Regions from separate parts of the Homo sapiens genome. Here region 1 is linked to region 2. Evidence: chromatin contacts called from ENCODE Hi-C or POLR2A ChIA-PET data. All regions are on one chromosome and are shown on one strand. The core of a region is the stretch at or near the end of the contact, and the rest is flanking DNA. Distances in the headings are between cores, read along the strand shown.

Region 1 (5,534 bases), core at 2,627-5,126, 1.7 Mb after region 2:
TTTCCCTGACTGACTAAAATTAGGAGTTTATATAGCAGGGAGAAAATGTGATTATCTATGGGAAAACAGGAACTACAGAGGGTTAAGGAAGCAATTGTGATGGATGAGAGGTCTGGCATCTCATTGTTTGGATGCAGTGATCTGGTGAATTTCAGTTTATTTAATATTGTAAAAGGAAAATAAATCTTGAGGCCCCCAAATAACTAAGCTAAAGGTGAAAGTCAAGTTGGGAACTGCTTAGGGCCAACCTGCCTCCCATTCTCTTCAAAGTCACCCCTCGGCTCACTGAGATAACCATTAATACATACCAGATTGCCTCATTTGGAGAAGCGAATCAGAAACTCAAAAGGATACAGCCATTTGTCTTTTAACTACCTGTGACCTGAAAGCCCCCTCCCCACGTCGAGTTGTCCCACCTTTCTGGACTGAACCAGTGTACATCTTACACGTATTTATTCATGTCTTATGTCTCCCTAAAATGTATAAAATCAAGCTGTGCCCCTACCACCTTGGGCACATGTTGTCAGGATCTCCTGAGGCTGTGTTACCGGTGCGGATCCTCAACCTTAGCAAAATGAACTTTCTAAAGTAACTAAGACCTGTCTCAGATATTCGGGGTTCACAATATTAATACTTTTTGAGAGGCCTGAGGGCCCTTTCCTGAAGAAGGAACTCTGATAAAACAAATGTTAAGTTTCAAGCTTTAATACCAGAAGGGTCAGTTTCCATGTTTATCCAAAAAAACTGTCCGTGGGACCATTGGGTCAGTTTCACTTTTATTATCATGAAGACATTAAGAGCCTTACATCACTAAACCATGACTGGTTGACTGCTTTTGGGATGCCACTTTGCTCTGCACAGTGAGGATTCAGTGTCATGGGAAGGATCTAGGATGAAGTGTTTCCCAATCTTTTGCTTAGCACTCTACTGTTATCTGAGGTATGGAAATATGTTTGGGAAATACACCCTCCTTCACTCTGCACTCCCCTCCCACCCCACCACTGTGTACCACTAGACTATGAGCTCCAGGAGGAAAGGGACTTGCTCACCATTGTAATCCAGCACATAGATGTATGTAAACCACTAAGAGGACGGCTGAGAAATAATAATCAAATTGGTTATTTCTGATAAGATGGTTTTAATATTGTGGCTATTGTTAGGGGATGGCTAATGTGTTTTTGTTTATGCAGTACACATGTATTTGATTTCCAGGACTGGCTCATCTGAAGAAAACCAAAATGTGGTACTTCTAATATGTACACCAAACTAAGAAATAAGTTATTCTGTCTCAAAAAGATCATTTGCTTATATTAAGGAAGATTATTTAAAATACTTAAGATATCTGAATATATTTATAAATTCAGGAAATGTATTAAGCTGAGAAAAACATAAATTGTGAAATTTAAAGTACATTTGAATAGACCTTGCTGTGAGTGATCATGTGCTATTTTTGGGGGGTGGATTATTAGTGGATTGGTTATCCATGACTTTTCTTCTCAATACATTTCATAAAAATGTAAGAACGGCGGGGCGCAGTGGCTCACGCCTGTAATCCCAGCACTTTGGGAGGCTGAGACGGGCAGATCACGAGGTCAAGAGATTGAGACCATCCTGGCCAACATGGTGAAACCTTGTCTCTACTAAAAATACAAAAATTCGCTGGGCATGGTAGCACATGCCTGTAGTCCCAGGTACTCGGGAGGCTGAGGCAGGAGAATCACTTGAACACAGGAGGTGGAGGTTGCAGTGAGCCAAGATCGCGCCACTGCACTCCAGCTTGGGTGACAGAGCAAGACTCTGTCTCAAAAAAAAAAAAAAAAAAAAAAAAAAGAAACACTTATAAGAAGCAAAATTAGTCATACTATGTGAAATACTATACTTTTGGAAAGGTGTGTGAGGGGACAGGCTGGTATTTGAAAGTAATAGCTAAAATCAAAGATTTGAATAATGTATAGTTGTTAGTTACCTGTTATAGTCTCTTATACTGAATCTGTGTTGTCTAATTTGGTAGCCATTAACCACATGTAGCTATTTTGATTTAAATTTAAATTAAGGCTTACAGTGGTTCTCACTTATAATCCTAGCACTGTGGGAGGCTGAGGCGGGAGGATTGCTTGATCCCAGGAATTTGAGAGCAGCCTGGGCAACATAGGGAGACCCCCATCTCTACCAAAAAAAAAAAAAAGTGTATATATGTGTGTGTGTGTGTGTGTGTGTGTGTGTGTGTGTGTGTGTATGCCGACTGTGGTGTGCCTATAGTTCCAGCTACACAAGAGGCTGAGGTGGGAGGATCAGTTGAGTCCAGGAGTTTGAGGCTGCAGTGAGCTATGATCATGCCATGGCACTCTAGCCTAGGTGACAGAGTGAGACCCTGTCTCTTTAATACAAAAATTTTTTTGAATTAATTTAAATGAAATAAAATTAATGTAGTTTCTCAAAGTAGCCATATTTCAGTGGCTCAGTAGCCACACACATGTGGCTAGTGGTGGCTGTGTTGAACACTGCAAATAGAGAACCTTTTTTTCCGTTATCACAGAAAGTTCTATTGCATAGCACTGTAGTATAAATTAATGACAATTACTACAAGATTTCACCAAGTTTATATATTCTGAAAGTTGGAGAATAGAGTGCAAGATATTTGTTCTCTGGAATTCTTAGGTGGGACCTTTTACAATGGTTAACCTGTCTGGTAGGGGACAGGAAACTTTTAAATTATAGAGTTCTTGCTGTGTCCTTATTTGTTGTTCACAACAGCCAGGCCAGGCAGTTAGTATTATCTCCGTTTTATCGATGAGATCAAACCTGTAAGAGGAACTGTAATTTGAACCAAGGTTTGTCTGACTTTACATCCTCTATTTTTTGTTCTTATTTTGGACTTTAGGGGTGTTGCTGAATGGATTATAATCCCTAGTTCATGGTGTATTGTCATTAGATATCAAAGACCCTTTTCTTCCTCACACTCCTAGGCAACCATTTTAATGTGTGTTTGATTTATCTTTTTTTAAAATTTTTTTTAAAGTGAAAGCAAGTTTATTAAGAAAGTAAGGGAATAAAGAATGGCTACTCCATAGGCAGAACAGCCTGATTTATCTTTTTGTTTATTTTTGCAAAATACACCATTGTAGCTTCAAAACCGTTAATTTGACACTTACATGGATGGTACCGTATTATGTAATCTAATGTGAGATTTTCCTAATTTAGGATGCTGTTTGATGATTTAAACACCTAGCCTTTTCAAAAGTTTTGTGAAAAAAATCTTTTTACCTGGTGTTAGACTTTTTGGCCTTTGTCATCAGGGAAGTCTGAAGGAATCTCTCCTTTTCCTCTTTGCTTAGGGAGTATTGATAGAAGGATTATTTGTCCCTGAATGTTTGTAAATAATTTATATTACTTTTGTTTTCTTCATCATAGGTAGCCAGTGATTACTTCTCATACTTCTCACATGTTGTGTCCGAGCATTGTAGCTGCTTTTTTTTAATTGAAAGTTTTATTGTGCTAATTGTAGATTCATATACAGTTGTAAGAAATAATGTAGGGAGATCCCTTGTACACTTTGCCTAAGTGCAGCTGCTTTTTATGCTTCTAATTTGTATATAGGCTTGCTGGGAAGGGGAGATGTGAACAAACTTGTTAGAATTATGTTAATTAAGTAAGAGTAAAGGCCAGATGCTTTTTCTTAAGAATGTAGTGAATATATGAACTTTAGCATGTGGACTTACTTTTAGCTGTTTTTTTGCTTAATTTTTAGTATTGTTAAAATAACATTTTTAGCCAAATTAAATTTAACAGAGTTTAATTGAGCAAAGAATGATTCACAAATTGGTCAGCCTCCTCAGCCAGTGTAGGTCCAGAGAGACTCCAGCGCAACCATGTGGTGGAAGATTTATGGACAGAAAAAGGAAAGTGATGTACAGAAAAGGAAACTGAAACAGCTGTATTGGTTCCAACTAAGCATTTGCCTTATTTGAACACTGTTTGAACAGTTGGCTCTCTTTGGCCAAAACTTGGTGATTGGCGCCAGAGTAGGTTACAGTCTTTACACATCTATTTACATATCTATTTCTCTTTCATTATGTACAGAGAAACTTTTAGGCCAAACTTAAAATATGTAGCCTAAGGGAGGTAACTTTAGGTTAAACTTGATTTAACAGTATGAATTTCAGATAGTGAAGTTATTATATAGCTGAGTTTTGGATAAATGATATAGTGTTTATTTTTTTAAGCAAATTGAATTTTTCATACAAATACTATTGGAAGTTAATTATACAAATATGAAATCTTAAATTTTGATAATGATTAGAGATTTCTATGTATGTTTTGTTTTAGGTTGTTTCACGAAGAAATCCAGAGGATGTCCAGGAGGTAACATTTATATGAAGATTTTATTTTATGTATTTGATAAAAATTTAACTAAATGCTTTTTTGAGGAAATTGCCTGAATCATTTGTACATCAACCTCTTTTTTTTGAGACGGAGTTTCGCTCCTGTTGCTCAGGCTGGAGTGCAGTGGCGCAATCTCGGCTCACTGCAACCTCTGCCTCCTGGGTTCAAGTGATTCTCCTGCCTCTGCCTCCCGAGTAGCTGGAATTACAGGCATCTGCCACCACACTCAGCTATTTTTGTATTTTTAGTAGAGATGGGGTTTTACCACGTTGGCCAGGCTGGTCTCGAATTCCTGACCTCAGGTGATCCACCTGCCTCAGCCTCCCAAAGTGCTGGGATTACAGACGTGAGCCACTGTGCCTGGCCTGTACATCAGTCTTTATATGTTTGCGTGAAGATTGTCTTCATTTCACAAAACAGTAGCTGAAGTGTCCTATTTGAGACCTACTAAGTAATTGTTAAGTTTTAGTAGGTGTTAAGTTATATAAATAAGAATTTAATGAATTATGGTGCTGTTTACTAAGTGATCATTGTTCTGGTAACTAGTGTTTACAAGATTTCAGTATCACTTAAGGGCCCCTATTTACCCATTTCAAGATCATAATGCCTGTGTAATAAAAAGTATTTGGTAACTAATATTTATTTTAAAGATTCTAACAGTAAATTATGGGTCTCTGCCTACTTTCACTTTTAGATTGAATTGACATGTTGACATCTTGGAAAACTGCTTTAGGCATAGATATTTCTTTTTTTTTAAACTTTAAGTTAGTAAGTTCTTTTGCAGATTCTTCTGTGCATTTTTTCATTTTTTTTCCTTCTTTCTATAATGGTACCAGCCTGTTATGTTTTGCTTAAAATTGTGGAATTCTCTATTTGTATTTACTTTGTGCTTGTTGTGTATCTTTAGGAATCCTTACTGAGGAGCTTGCTGCTTTGAATGTTTCTTGATTTATTTTCATTTTAGTCCCTGCTCAATTTCACTAAGACTAGAAGGACATATATCAGGATTTTTTCCGCCTCCCTAATGTGTTTAAAACAGATACTTTAAGTTTACAGTCCTGATTCTGCAACAGTATTGTTTTTTTTTTTTCCACAATTAAATATGAATGTCTTTGGGTGGTAGGTTGTTTCTGTTTAGCCACGGGTCCCAC
Region 2 (5,414 bases), core at 1,974-4,473:
ATAATGCATCCATCTACTATTCCAGTAGGCGGCGTCCTCACCTCTCCATCAGCACCATCTTTACATTGGCAGCCAGGGCTGCAGTCTCTCACCCTAATTTATACAGCAAATTAAACAGCTGAAATCCATGTCTTCGGGCGTCTGGGGCAATCTTACGGTGTCTAGAAGCAACAGATAAAAGGGTTAGTGCTTTTCTTCTGCATAAAACTGTAGTGTATAGTTCAGCCCTGGTCTTATTTTGTAGCTGAATTTAGTTTGAAGGTTGGATTCTCTTCAATGTTAGATATAATGTTGAACTTAATGCTGAATATTTTCAAAACACTAAAAGTACTAAAATTTGTCTTTAAGTTGTTTTGTTTGAATTCACATCAGTCATTTATTTGAGGGGTAGGGTATAGTGGCTAGGAGTACCAGAACCAGACTTCCCAGAATTCAAATTCTGCCTCTCTCAAACTAAGAATTTTGTGATTCTGGGCAAATTGCTCAATAGATAAGATTTTCCATCTATAAAATGGAGTTGATTATTAAATGAGTTAATATAAAAAACACTGAGCACAGTACCTGGTATATAAAACGTAATAGGCCGGGCACAGAGGCTCATGCCTATAATCCCAGCACTTTGGTAGGCCGAGGTGGGTGGATCACTTGGGATCAGGAATCTGAGACCAGCCTGGCCAACATGGCGAAATTCCATCTCTACTAAAAATACAAAAATTAGCTAGGTGTGGTGGTGCACGCCTATAGTCCCAGCTACTCGGGAGGCTGAGGTGGGAGAATTGTTTAAACCCAGGACGTGGAGGTTGCAGTGAGCCAAGATCACGCCACTGCACTCTATCCTGGGTGACAGAGCGAGATTCCATCTAAAAAAAAAAAAAAGAAACCTTAATAAACGTTAGTTATCACTTGAAGGTATTTAATGTTTTTTTATATGTGCATTTATGTACATACAGGATTCAAATTCCGCTTTATGATCAACAGGGAATTGGGACTATGTTACTGACTTCTGACTAATACCCGTCTAAAATTCCTTTACCCTTTCCACTTAGACGCAGCCCTCGAGTTATGCGGCCCCCATTTCCCACCACAATAAAGATCCACCTCTCTATCCCAGGTTTTATTCCATCATATTTAAGGCTTGGATGTAATTTTTGGAACAATTGACTGCTTTATTTAGTTGGTGGGGAGAGGAGTAGGAGAGAGAAGCAAATTACAGTCAATGACAGGACCAGGGATTCTGAGCATACCTGCATGTATGCATACTAGACACTGATGTTCCAGCCAGTGAAAGGAGATATAACTTCTAAAAAACAGTATCAACTTTATTATGCTTGGAAGTAATGAGAAGAGAGGCAAGAAGCAGGCAATGGTAAGAGAAAGCGGGTGGGACGTAGTGGCTTGCACATTTAATCCCAGCACTTTGGGAGGTCGAGGTGGGAGGATCGCTTAAACCCAGGAGTTTGAGACCAGCCTGGGCAACATAGTAAGTCTCCATCTCTTCAAAAAAAAAAAAAAAAAAAAAGGAGCTGGGGGAGGTGGGCGTAGTGGTGTGTGCCTGTAGTCCCAGCTACTCTGGGGGCTGAAGCGGCAGAATTACTTGAGCCCAGGAGATCCAGCCTGCAGTGAGCTGTGATCATGCCCCTGCACTCCAGCCTGGGTGACAGAGTGAGAACCTCTCTCAAAAAATACACACCCACAAAAAGAGAGGGAAAGTATAGTGTATGGCAGAACAGGAAGGAGAACTTGGGTTCACTAAGCACCTACTCTGTGTTAGGCGTACAGGAGTGCCATCTCATTTAATTCTCATGAGAAGATTATGAGACAGATCTACAGTCCCAAAGCAACACCCACCAGTGCCTCTCCCCCACGGAGCGGTTCATCTAACTCACCAACCAAAAAAGGTTTGGATCTGGATTTCTGGCTCTTTGGAGAAATAAGAGATCAGGTAACAATAGGCTGGCACTGGGTGGTGGCTGCTCCACTAGATCCTCCACCTGCTCTTTAGTGCACCAGCGCCTCCCTCCTTTCTCCATGACCACAACCTCTGCCTCCCTCCTGTATGTTTCCTGCCGAGCTCCTGTGCACATCTGAGTTTTTGACTCCCAAGGTGTGTATTATTCTCCCCTTTTATTGACGAGGACGGTAACTGAAACTCAGAGCAGTTAAGTACTTTTCCCACGGTGGCCTAACTGAAAGTAAAGGATCTAGATAGAATTGGAATTTTGGTCCATTTCATTTATATAGAATGTATTGCCCTTGGAGAGAATATATTGTAAGAAAGAGCCCGTATCTAAGAGTGCGCAGGCCAAGCGCGGTGGCTCACGCCTGTTGGGAGGGCAAGGCAGGCGGATCACAAGGTCAAGAGATGAGACCAGCCTGACCAACATGGTGAAACCCCGTCTCTACTAAAAGTACAAAAATTAGCCCGGCGTGGTGGCACATGCTTGTAATCCCAGCTACTCGGGAGGCTGAGGCAGGAGAATTGCTTGAACCTGGGAGGCCAGGGTTGCAGTGAGCCGAGATCGCGTCACCGCACTCCAGCCTGGCGTGAGAGCGAGACTCCGTCTCAAAAAATAAAATAAAATAAAAAATACGTATAGAGAGAGAGAGAGGGAGAGAGACAGGCAGACAGCAGACCTGGATTCAAGTTCCAGCTGCAGAGCTTGCTGAGCGTGTCTAACCTTGGGTACGTCACTCCACGTTGCTGCTCTGGCCCTCAGACAGCTCATCTGTAAAATGGGGATGACCAGGCCTACTTCACCAGCTTGTTTTGAGGACCACAGGAGATGTTTGGGAAGCCAACCGGGGAGCTCTACAACTCTCAGAGATTGCTGGTGTTAGGCCAACAGCAAGAGGAGGGCTGGCAAATTTGTGCTACCCTGAAGGAAAGTCCAGGAAGGACTGATTTGAGCCAGATCTCAAGCAAGGCCTTGAGCAAATGGGTCAACACAGGAGAGGACGGGCTGAGCCTTGTTGTGCCTGACGGAAGAGCAAGACGGCCACAATTCAGACGCACGTGAGGGAAATCAGATGACTGGACTTGTAGATACTAACGGTTCTGAAGCGGGTAGGTTAGCTTTCCAACCGCCTGGATGACGGTCTCAGCCTCCTCCCGACCCCTTCCTGCGCGTCCGCTCTTCCCCTGCGCCCGCCCGCGCCCCTCCGCCCGCGCCCCGGCCCCGCCCCAGGCCTCGCCTCCGCTTCGCCGCCGCCGCCGGCCGCAGCCAGGAGCAGCAGCCGCGCCTGCAGACCGGCCTCGCGGAGCCCGCGCGCCGAGCCCCACGTGAGTCCGGCGGGTCGCCGCCCTGGGCACCCTCGCGACGGAAGGGCCGGGGTGGGGACACCGACGAGCGCTTTTCATCTCGTCCCAGTTACTTTGAAACCGAAAGCGCCTGCTGGCGTCCGGCCGGTCCCCGACCGGCGGGGAGGGCGCGAGGCGGCGGCTGGGCCGGGGGAGGCGGAGGGGCCCGGGCTTGCGGGAGACCGGCGGGGCAGGTGACCGCCGACGGCCCGGGGACAGCGGGAGCGGTGCGGAGCGGGTTTCTTAGCCGGGGAGAGGTGTGGCGAGGGCGGAGACTGGGGGTCCAAAGCTGGGGAGCTGGTCCAGAGGGCGGCTGTGGACCGGAGGGGCCAGGTTCCGTCGGGGTGCACTGGCGGGGAGGACTTTCAGGCACGTCCCGCACATCCGCACTGCAAACCAGGCCCTGGCCCCCTTCCGCACCCGAAGGCACCCTCTCCACCTTTGCAGGGCTTTCCAATCAAAGCAACTCCAGAATGAAACTTCAGGATTGCAAGGAATGGAAGCCTCTACCAGCTGTTCGTTTGCGCGTCTTCCTTTAGAAAGCAGCTACCCCCCTCCCCCAGAAGGCGAGCTCTAAGGAACCTTGACGCAAACCAAAGCTCCGAGAGGTGGAAGGAGTTGCCCAGAGGCACCCAGAGAATTCGCAGATTCTGAGTTCTCCGTACCAGATGGTCTCCACTTTGTTCCTGTTCTGCAGGGTCTTGGTGGTTCTGAGAATTTTCGGGGCCACGCTCTTGCTGCGGGTCCCACTGGGCCACTCTGGCTGGCCGACTTTCTCTGCTCATTCGGCCTCCTTCTGCTAAGTTTCCATATTTGGGTATTTCAGATTTACTTTCATGAGAACTCAGTTATCTCGCTGTGGCAGGCAGAGCTGCCTCAGGCGAGCATTGAGGTTGGTGAAACCAGGCGAGGCTCCCTGCCAGGGCTGCCCCTGCAGCCCCCACCCTCCATAGCCTTGGGCTCTGACCCACCTCCTGTGAGGATAGGCATCTGGTAACCAGTTTAATTCTGTAAATATTTATTGGGCAGGTGCTGTGTGAGAACTGGGCTGGGGCCAGTGGAATATGGTTATTTCCTCCAGAGATACTTGCATTTTAAAAGGGCTCTGGAAGACCTGAGATGCAAAGAAATTAGTTGAACCATTTCTGGAAATAGAACAGTTTTGGGTGTGTGCGAGATAATTTTAGGCAGCAAAAGGCTGGGCTAGGAACTCTCAAATCCCAGTGCAGCTGCTCTGCCTTATGTACTCACAAAGCTGAAAACAGGGGTGTTAATGTAATTGATGGTTTGGGTGGAAACACTTCCATCCCTAACTCTAATTTGAACTAGAAAGACAGAAATTGCTGCAGGAACGATGGATGTAAGATGGAAGTGGAAAACGCCTAGCTTCTGTAAAGGTTTTTGATTTTGTTACAGTTACTGTTTTTGTTGTAACTCTATGGAATGGATCACCTCTCAGATCCCTGGCTCCTGGACAGAGGCAGGAGAAAGTGTCTGAGCCAGCATCTGGAACATGGGAAGTGATGGAGAAGGCGACTTCTCCCACGGCCTCTGGGCTGAGAGGCCTGTTGTGACGGGCAGGGTAGGATGGTGGTATTTCCCTCTGTCAGCAGCAAGCCCGCTGGACTTGGGTAGTAGGGCGATGGAAAGAGTGTGGAAAAGAGCTGCCGTCCACTGAACGTCCTGACGATAGGGACTGGGATGTTTCAGTGGGGATGATTTGCACAGTCGGGGAGCTAGATGCCTCAGAGTCAGTCTTGTTAGGCTTGCAGTGGGAAAGGCACCTCAGTACTTAGACAAACCTCCTCTGATTAGCTCAGCTTTACTGGGGAGGACCTTGAAGGAAAAATAATTATTTGTTTGTAAAGCTCGTTCCTTTGCAAAGCATTTTCTCTTTGTTCTTGTCGTTTTGTTCTCATTTCGTCCTCCATGACGCCCTCATGAGTTAGAGCAGGCTTATTCTCTACATCTCTCAGATTGTGAGGGTGAAGCACTGAGGCGGTAAATAGCTCCCTGAGCTCCACTGCTGGACCAGGATCAGAGCATTGAGGTGTCTTGTTCCCCTGCTCCAGGCCCCTCACCCTGGCTTCTCAGAGAGCCATATCTGCCCACCTCT

The links. Hi-C counts contacts between places; a loop is a spot of excess contacts on that map. ChIA-PET counts read pairs that join two places held with the same protein, here RNA polymerase II (POLR2A). Pooled maps may share reads with other maps.
Region 1: a map with no recorded cell type shows a loop between it and region 2 (6-fold over the local background). The contact joins the enhancer-like site here to the promoter of TRAF5 in region 2. A Hi-C loop is called at or near these places in 1 of 37 single-sample maps with no recorded cell type and 1 of 50 pooled maps. POLR2A ChIA-PET finds 5 or more read pairs at or near these places in 1 of 52 experiments (GM10248).

Annotation. Positions count from the first base shown.
Region 1 is chr1:213,066,680-213,072,213 of GRCh38, forward strand. It overlaps RPS6KC1 (ribosomal protein S6 kinase C1), which reads left to right. Exons shown (of 15, transcript NM_012424.6): 2 at 4,327-4,362. Among named protein-coding and RNA genes, the nearest start is that of RPS6KC1, 18 kb to the left of the region's middle. RefSeq lists an enhancer at 3,762-4,061. Within about 2 kb of position 3,877, at least 2 of the 41 ENCODE cell types and tissues checked have a DNase peak (open chromatin) inside an H3K27ac peak, as active enhancers do.
Region 2 is chr1:211,323,610-211,329,023 of GRCh38, forward strand. It overlaps TRAF5 (TNF receptor associated factor 5), which reads left to right and starts at 3,224. Exons shown (of 11, transcript NM_001033910.3): 1 at 3,224-3,280. RefSeq lists enhancers at 1,928-2,429, 2,699-3,088 and a silencer at 3,149-3,518.